Regions from separate parts of the Mus musculus genome. Here regions 1 and 2 are each linked to region 3. The links are chromatin loops, found by intact Hi-C in ENCODE. Cell type or tissue: left cerebral cortex. All regions are shown on one strand.

Region 1 (2,500 bases), 190 kb after region 3:
TCACGGCTGGAGCCCAGGTTGAGGTCAGTCATTGGTCCATTTATCTTGGGTTCAGTGAGTGTCAGTTCTCTGCTAGGCATTGCATTAGGGACCAGTGATATTCAATAATACAATATTATTCCAGACATCATGCTTCCCAGGCAAGGAATAAAGTCTACACAAACATAACGAGGTTTCAGTGCTATTGTATTGAAAAAGGAAGTTTTTATCTTATTTAATTTTTATCCTGAAGATCAGAGGTTAGGGAAAGTTATAACTATTAGAAGTGACAACTTTTTAAATTAATTGAATAATTTAATTTACGTGTGTGTGCCTGGGTGTATGTACGTGCACCGTGTGTGTGCAGGAGCCTCTGGAGGCCCTGTATCCCCTGGAACTGGAGTGACAACAGTTGTGACACACCATGTGGCTGGCTCCTGGCAATCAAACCCTAGTCCTCTACAAAGGAGCAAATGCCCTTAAACTGCCGAGCCCTTTCTCTCACTTAGAAGTGGCGATTTTGATATATTGAAAAAAAATAATATTTTACTAACCTCACTTATGATTAAGGTTTTGCTGAAATTGTCTATTTCAAGGTCATATGTGAAAGTGAATTGCTTACAAGTTTTGTGCCATGTAATTTGTTTTGCACACCTGGCCACTTTCTGTGGGAGAGTGCTGGGTATTTGTCAGTTGTCCTTACAGGTCCACGTGCGACTCTCCCTTCGTGCCTGCTCACATCTCTCCTGGGGAGTCCACTATATGGCAGTTGCCAACTCACCTCCCTTTCTCCCTCCTTCAGATTTTTATCACCGTGAATTGCCTGAGTACAGATTTCTCCTCCCAAAAGGGTGTAAAAGGACTTCCCCTGATGATTCAGATCGACACGTACAGCTACAACAACCGCAGCAATAAACCCATCCACAGAGCATACTGCCAGATCAAGGTCTTCTGTGACAAGGTGAGCCAGAATGACAGTTTGTCAGGAGGAGACTGCTATGATGAGCTGATTTCTTTTATGGCTGTCTTCCCTTGTCACGTTTTCTTGTCTAGCGGTGTCTAGAGAGTCATTTGGCTATCCTATGGAAGCAGAAGCTTTCCATTCAAGTCCTGCTGTGTGTTAGGGAGGCACCAGTCCATTGCCCTTTGTTTTGGCTCTTGCTGTTTTTTTTTTTTTTTTTTCCTTCCAGTTTTACTATTAATTCAATGGCTGGCATTGCTCCATGGCTTAGTGTTCTTAGGTTGCTAAAACAAAGTACCCCAGGTTAGGTGGTGTGAGCATTAGCAACTTATTTACAGTTCTGGGGGATAAAAACCTAGGATCAATGAGTGCAGTCCCTGGGAGGGTCATCTTCTTGGCTGCCAGGAGTCATCCTGCTCCCTTGGCCTCACATGGGGGAGAAAGAGAAGAGCTCCCCCGTGTGTCTTTTCACTGTCATAGCATCCATAATAAGCTTCATGACCTCACCAGAGTTGAACCTCGTCAGCACAGGGGGTGGATTGAGGGGAGATTCAGTTTGTAGTATTCTGTGCTTTGGTGAACATGCAGCTGAAATGACAGATCTAGACCTTTCATTGGGCGTAGATACTATTCTAGAACATATCATGTTAATCTTTGCCATTTGATGTATGACATGGGGCCTCACCTAGAATTTTTGGGAGTAGATATCACACCTACATAGTAAGTTCACTACTTCTTACACACTCAGCATACAGTGCTGTCATGTCCAAGATCAGACCAGCTTCCCTATGGACAATGAACGAACACACAAAGCTATCACCACCCTGCAGATGAAAAGTAGCCCAGCAGCATCTCAAGGTGAGTCAATGCATCCGACAACAGGAGAGGCGGGGTCAACAGGGACCTGAAAAGCACGCGCCTGAGAATCGAAATGTGCTGGAACTCAGGGAAGAACTAGAAATGAAAACTGAACTATTTCAGATTATGCTGGAAGCAACCATGCCTGAACAATGTGACAGGTAAAGTCATAAGAAGGACAGGTGGGAAAAGAGGACAGATTTCAAAGATGGAAGGAAGTTATACAGGAGGAGACTGAAAATGTCAGAGGACAGAGCTAAAGATGATCCAGGAGTCACAGATCAATGATCATTGAGAACAAAACAATATCAACAACAACAACAACAAACTCCCAAGCAACGAAGTGAAGCAAATGTGACAAAATGCCATAGCAGAACACCCCACAAGAGTGCTGACCACGTTCTGGAGAAACCAGCTCAGACTAACGATATGAAGTGACAGCTATCAGCCTTGTATCCCAGCGATTGGGAGGCAGAGGCAAGCAGATCTCTGTGAGCTTAAGGCCAGCCTGGTCTACATTTGTGTTCAGGATAGCCAAGTGTACATAGTGAGATGCTATCTCGGGGGGAGGGAGGAAGGGAGGGAGGAAGGAAGACATTGAAAAGACAGAAAACTTCTCTTGGCTTCTAACAGTTAGGGACAATAAGGAGATTTTTATCATCATTTTTTTTTAACAGTAATCCTATGCTAGGAGAAAACAGT
Region 2 (2,500 bases), 200 kb after region 3:
GTCTTCAGCTTTACCTACACAAGCCCCACAGCTTCTACTACAACCTCGGTCCCAAAGACCACTGGCAATTCCTCTGTGGTTTCCCAAGCCTGGACCCTGGGTCTTATGGGTCTTCCCTATGACCGTATCGTCCATTGTTTGGTGTTTGACAGAAGAGGAGGATGACATAGGCTCTAGGCTATTCTCAGAAATAGTACAAATAAAAAAGTACAAAAAAAAAGAGTAAAAATTCTTGGATGTATCCATGTGTATTCACTGTGATAAAACATCACGAACACAACAACTTATGGACAAGAGAGTTTATTCTGGCTTATGAGTCCAGAGGTTTGCATGCTGGTGAAGCACGGCAGCGTGAAAGTAGGAGCAGGAAGATGAGAGAGATGCAGACACAACGCAGAGAGAGAAAACTGGGATTGGAGGAGGCTGGAACCCTTCAAGCCCACCTGGTGATGGACTTTCTCCCTGAGCATTTCTCATTCAGATTGCCTCCCCATCTGTCTGAGTTAGCTCTCTGTCACTGTGGCGAAGCCCATGACCAAAAGCAGCTTATGAGATGGGGTTTACTTCATTTTATTCTTTCAGGTCATAGTCCGCCACAGAGTGACGTCAGGGCAGGAGCTCAAGGCAGGAACCTGGAGGCAGGAGTGGAAGCATTGGCCATGGAGGACCACTGTGTCCTGACTTACTTCCCCTGGCTTGCTCAGCCTGGGATACACCCAGGACCACCTGTCCACGGTGACACCAACCCCAGCAGGCTGGGACCCTTCACATCAATCAAGAGGATGCTCCACGGGCATTTCCTCAGATGAGCATCTCTCAGTGACTTTAGCTGTGTAAAGTTGTTCAACAAACAAACAAAAGAACAAACAAACGACGGCAGTAGTCAGTCTGATGAGTCTATATTTTTACACAACACTAACACTTAAAAACAAAACAAAAGTTGACTATACAAAAATAAAAGATAAAAAGGAATTTGTGTAACCTTAGGATGTGTCTTGAGTGAGCTATACTTTGTGGGTAGACAATGAAGTCCCACACTTATGTGAATTACTGAATCACACAGAGCTTCCAGCACTCTGCTAAGTGCCCCATATGCACCTAGTAAGCAATACTGCCGTTCGTTTCCCAGTGTTGAGTGAGGCGTTGCTGGAGCATTTAGCATTTCTCTTTGTTCAAATGCAAAGGCTCTACAAAATTTTCGGATATTTTGATGAGTATTATACAGCAGATGTATCTGTATTTCTGCATGTTGTCCTTGCTGTGAATTTCCATGACCTGTAAGCATCAGTGGCACTCAGGTTTTCATGTAATAGTGATAGTAATAATAGCTCCCGCCCCCTGGTGGCTGTGTGTATCAGGTGTGCTGTAATTGCCTGTGTCTCATCTGGGTGAAACATGGAACCCCTTCAAAAGTCACGGTGCTTCTGTTGATGACAAGTCCACACTGAGTCCTAGCCTTGGTCAAAACTGGGACTGTCCTATAAGAGTCAATGTGAACAAAAGTATATCTCATTCTTTTTAATTCAAACCAAACCATTCGTATATCCTTAGTGCAAACCAGCTCATATTTATCCATGTGTTTGAATAGATTCAAATCTTTTTTATATAGTTGGAATTTGACACTTTATGTGTCAAATGCTTGAAATATGTTCAGCAATTTTGACTTTGCCTTTTGACTTCCTTTCTTCTTTTCCCTTTTTCCTTTCTTTTCCTTTCTTGCCCAGAGAGGAATGCATTTTATTTTGCCAAATGTGTTTTCTCTGACAGTGTCAGGCCATTTCTGAAGGTTGCTTTATGCATCACTGTTCCCTGAGTAGCTACTGCAGGGAAAGGGATTGCTAACATGGACCAAGACCTAGGGAAGAAGCTTGTCCCATGAATGTCACCTGTCTAGGCATTGTGGGTAATTCTCCTGAAGCCAAGAGAGAAAGCAAGAGGAATCTGCTGGGATGGGATGTCTCTGACTGGGAGACAGAGGAAAATAAGTTAACAAATGGCCCAAAAGAAAGATGAGCAGCGAATGGTGCAAGTGCCCAGACAGCTGATCAGTAATTGAAGCAGGATTATAACTTTATGGAACTATATTAAAAAGTCAGTTTATGGGCTGGATAGATAGCCCAGTGGTTAAGAGCACTACTGCTCTTCCAGAGGTCCTGAGTTCAAATCCCAGCAACCACACGGTGGCTCACAACCATCTGTAATGAGATCTGCTGCCCTCTTCTGGTGTGTCTGAAGACAGCTATAGTGTACTTACATACAATAAATAAATAATTCTTAGGAAAAAAGTCAATTTACAAAGAACAGAAGTCGATGCATGTGTCTTCTGTGTGGTAGGCACATAGGAGAATATCAATACTTTCATGTGCTGAGCAATCCCTCATCTTTGTGTGAGCACCACTTAAAGAGGAATGCCCTTTCTTCCTGTGGTGATTTTTTTCTTTAAGTTCATAACCATATGCAGAGGAAAACTTGCACAGGAAAAGGTCATTCTATTAATAGC
Region 3 (2,500 bases):
CTTTACATGTATGAGTGGGGGGGGGGGTTATGCTTGTTTGTGTACCATGTGCATGCCTGTTTTCTACAGAGGCCAGAATAGGGCGTCAGATACCTTGAAATTGGAGATCCAGATGGTTCTAAGCTGCCCAGAGGATGCTGGGAAACAAGCCATGTCTTTTGCAAGCACAACTAGAAATCTTAACTGCTGAGCCAGCTCTCCAGCCCCATATATGCTTTTAAATAATGCACCATCCTGAGTGGGTGTGGTGGTGCATGCCTTTAATCCCATCATTTAGGAGTAGAGGCAGGTGGATTTCTGTGATTTTGAAGCCAACCTGGTATACACAGTTGTATCTACTAGGTAGGCCAGTCAGGGCTACATAGTAAGAGTCTGTCTTAAGCAAGCAAGCGACCAAACAAACAAACAAACAAATTAACACACCATTCTAAGTGTTGGGGTTTAGGAATAGAGAATGAGCTTAAGCTATTATGCAAAGCCGACACTTTATGAATTAATCAGCCCCACCTATCCCCAGCTCTTGCTCTTTCCGTCTCTGAATCGGACTAGGTTTCTCTTAGAAATGGAAGCTTGCTCTAACTGTCTCCTTACCACTGCTTACTTTCCTTAACATGATGCTTTGCCTGTTTTAGTACGCATTGCAATTCGCTTTGTGAAGTTGAGTGCTGATCTTTGTGTCTACACCACATTCCGTTCATTTGTATCTACACTGATGGATGCATGGTGTTTTCAGCTACTGTGACTGTTGTGAGCATGGGTGTACAGATATTTTCAAGACTCTGCTTTCAGATCTGTTGAGGCTACACTCAGATGTGGGCTTGTTAGAGACATGTGCACATTGTGTGTGTTTGTCACCCTTCGGGAAAATTAACTTACACACTGATGGGTGGTGTCAGCAGGAAAGGTGCTTCTTACAAGTCTAGGGTCCCAACCTAGGCACTGCAAACTGTTAGGCCTCCTGGGGCGTTGTAATTGCCAGAAGGATTAAGAAACTGTGACCTAACACAGGCACTTGTCCATTCTTAAAGAATTTTTCCCATCGTTTGGTGATGTGGGTTAAAATGGCTCATCCATCAGGATTTGTGCTTCCAGTAACTGCAGATAGGTGGAGACTTCACACCAGGGTCTTCACTTCAGCCTTCGAAAGGAATACTTGGTAGGTCTACCTACATCGATGGAGTAGGTGGGTGTCATAGCAACCGAAGAGGAAAAACTGGGGGGCTCCCCAACACAGCTCTGTGTGTGTGTGTGTGTGTGTGTATGAGAGAGAGAGAGAGAGAGAGAGAGAGAGAGAGAGAGAGAGAGAGAGAGAGAGAGATTTAGAGCTCTCAAACAAATACAAGCCTCTTTCAAATCAACTTGCCCTAGAAGGTTTCTATGCAGACTGTCAGCCATTCAGACCATACTGTGACTTAGTAAATAGATGCTTTTCAATGGTGTTATGACATGAAAGCACAGGTCAGCCTCAGCACTGTTGACATTTGGGGCTGGAGACTTCTTTGATGTGGGGAGCTGTGCACTGTCAGATATTCAGCCGCTACTCTGATCACCTACATTAGCTCTCCAGCCTTGCTTGCAACTGCTAAGCAAGCCTCCAGGGATTGACAAAGGTCACACGAGGACAGCCCCAGCTCGCTGATTAAAATCGCTGCTAAGAAGGAATAGAGTTCTTGAGGAAAGAAGAGGAGATTTTGTTTGTTTACTTGTTTTTCAAGACAGGGTTTCTCTCTGCTGTCCTGAAACTTGCTCTGTAGACCAGATTGGCCTCAAAATCAGTTATCATGAGTGCTGGGATTAAAAGTGTGGGCCATCTCCCCCCAGTTTAAGAGGAGAAATTTTAAAGCAGGCAATGTAGAGGCTCTTAGGCCGGGTTAATACTGACACCACAGTAATTCTGAGTCCATTTGCATCGCTGACCCAGAAGCGCCACTGTCCTTTTAACTTTATTATTTATTTGTTTTGTTTTAAGGTAGTCTCACTTTGTAACCCAGACAGACCTTGAATTCATGGCCATACTCCTGCCTCCGCCTCCCGAGTGCTAGAATTTCAGGCATGAGCCAACATGCTGGACCCAGCAAAACTTCCTGTTGCAGAGATGAGAGACACACGCATGCGCCAGCAGAATAGCTGGTGCGCATGGAACATTGCCTGGCTCTACGTAGCACCTTACTACTGTCTGCTTTCTTCTCAGCTCTCACTACTTCCAAAATATGAAATACAGTGCAGGTTATCCTGAGAGTCACCCTCTCCACCCCTCAGAAATATTTCCACAGTAACCTAGTCATTAGCACAGCTCGTTCATTAACGCATCTTACCACCCACCACACTAAGACAGACATAGACATCCCCAAAGTGCTTTCATTCAAATCTGTCCCGCTTCTCAATAACGATTGCTGCTTGAGCAGCGAGCCCTGCTTGGAAGATGACGGAGATCTCTGGCTAGGACGGCCAGTCCCCTCTTAGTCTGAGGCCAATGCCCACCTTAGAAGCTGCCTTCCCG

The links. Hi-C counts contacts between places; a loop is a spot of excess contacts. Peaks named below come from ENCODE experiments on the same cell type or tissue, not always from the same donor. Only the 100,000 strongest peaks of a DNase experiment are listed, where the experiment ranks them.
Region 1: it touches region 3 in a loop (4-fold over the local background); 30 of 42 quality-filtered maps call a loop at or near these places.
Region 2: a loop joins it to region 3, with 6 times the contacts of the local background. A loop is called at or near these places in 30 of 42 quality-filtered maps.

What each region holds. Positions count from the first base shown.
Region 1 is chr15:37,327,449-37,329,948 of GRCm38, forward strand. Grhl2 (grainyhead like transcription factor 2) reads left to right here. Exons shown (of 16, transcript NM_026496.4): 9 at 782-940. Among named protein-coding and RNA genes, the nearest start is that of Gm16136, 96 kb to the left of the region's middle. In left cerebral cortex, a CTCF peak has its summit at 1,399; a DNase peak (open chromatin) is centred at 1,396.
Region 2 is chr15:37,332,678-37,335,177 of GRCm38, forward strand. All of the region lies in intron 9 of Grhl2 (grainyhead like transcription factor 2), which reads left to right. Among named protein-coding and RNA genes, the nearest start is that of 4930447A16Rik, 92 kb to the right of the region's middle. In left cerebral cortex, CTCF peaks have their summits at 1,358 (motif pointing left) and 2,231 (motif pointing left); no DNase peak of the experiment used is centred here.
Region 3 is chr15:37,132,980-37,135,479 of GRCm38, forward strand. The region is part of intron 2 of Gm41302 (a long non-coding RNA gene); the gene reads right to left. It overlaps Gm41301 (a long non-coding RNA gene), which reads right to left. Exons shown (of 3, transcript XR_875169.2): 1 at 2,482-2,500; 2 at 1,998-2,084; 3 at 244-1,236. Among named protein-coding and RNA genes, the nearest start is that of Gm41301, 1.5 kb to the right of the region's middle. In left cerebral cortex, a CTCF peak has its summit at 1,083; DNase peaks (open chromatin) are centred at 1,108, 1,704 and 2,129; H3K4me3 peaks cover 342 bases; H3K27ac peaks cover 816 bases.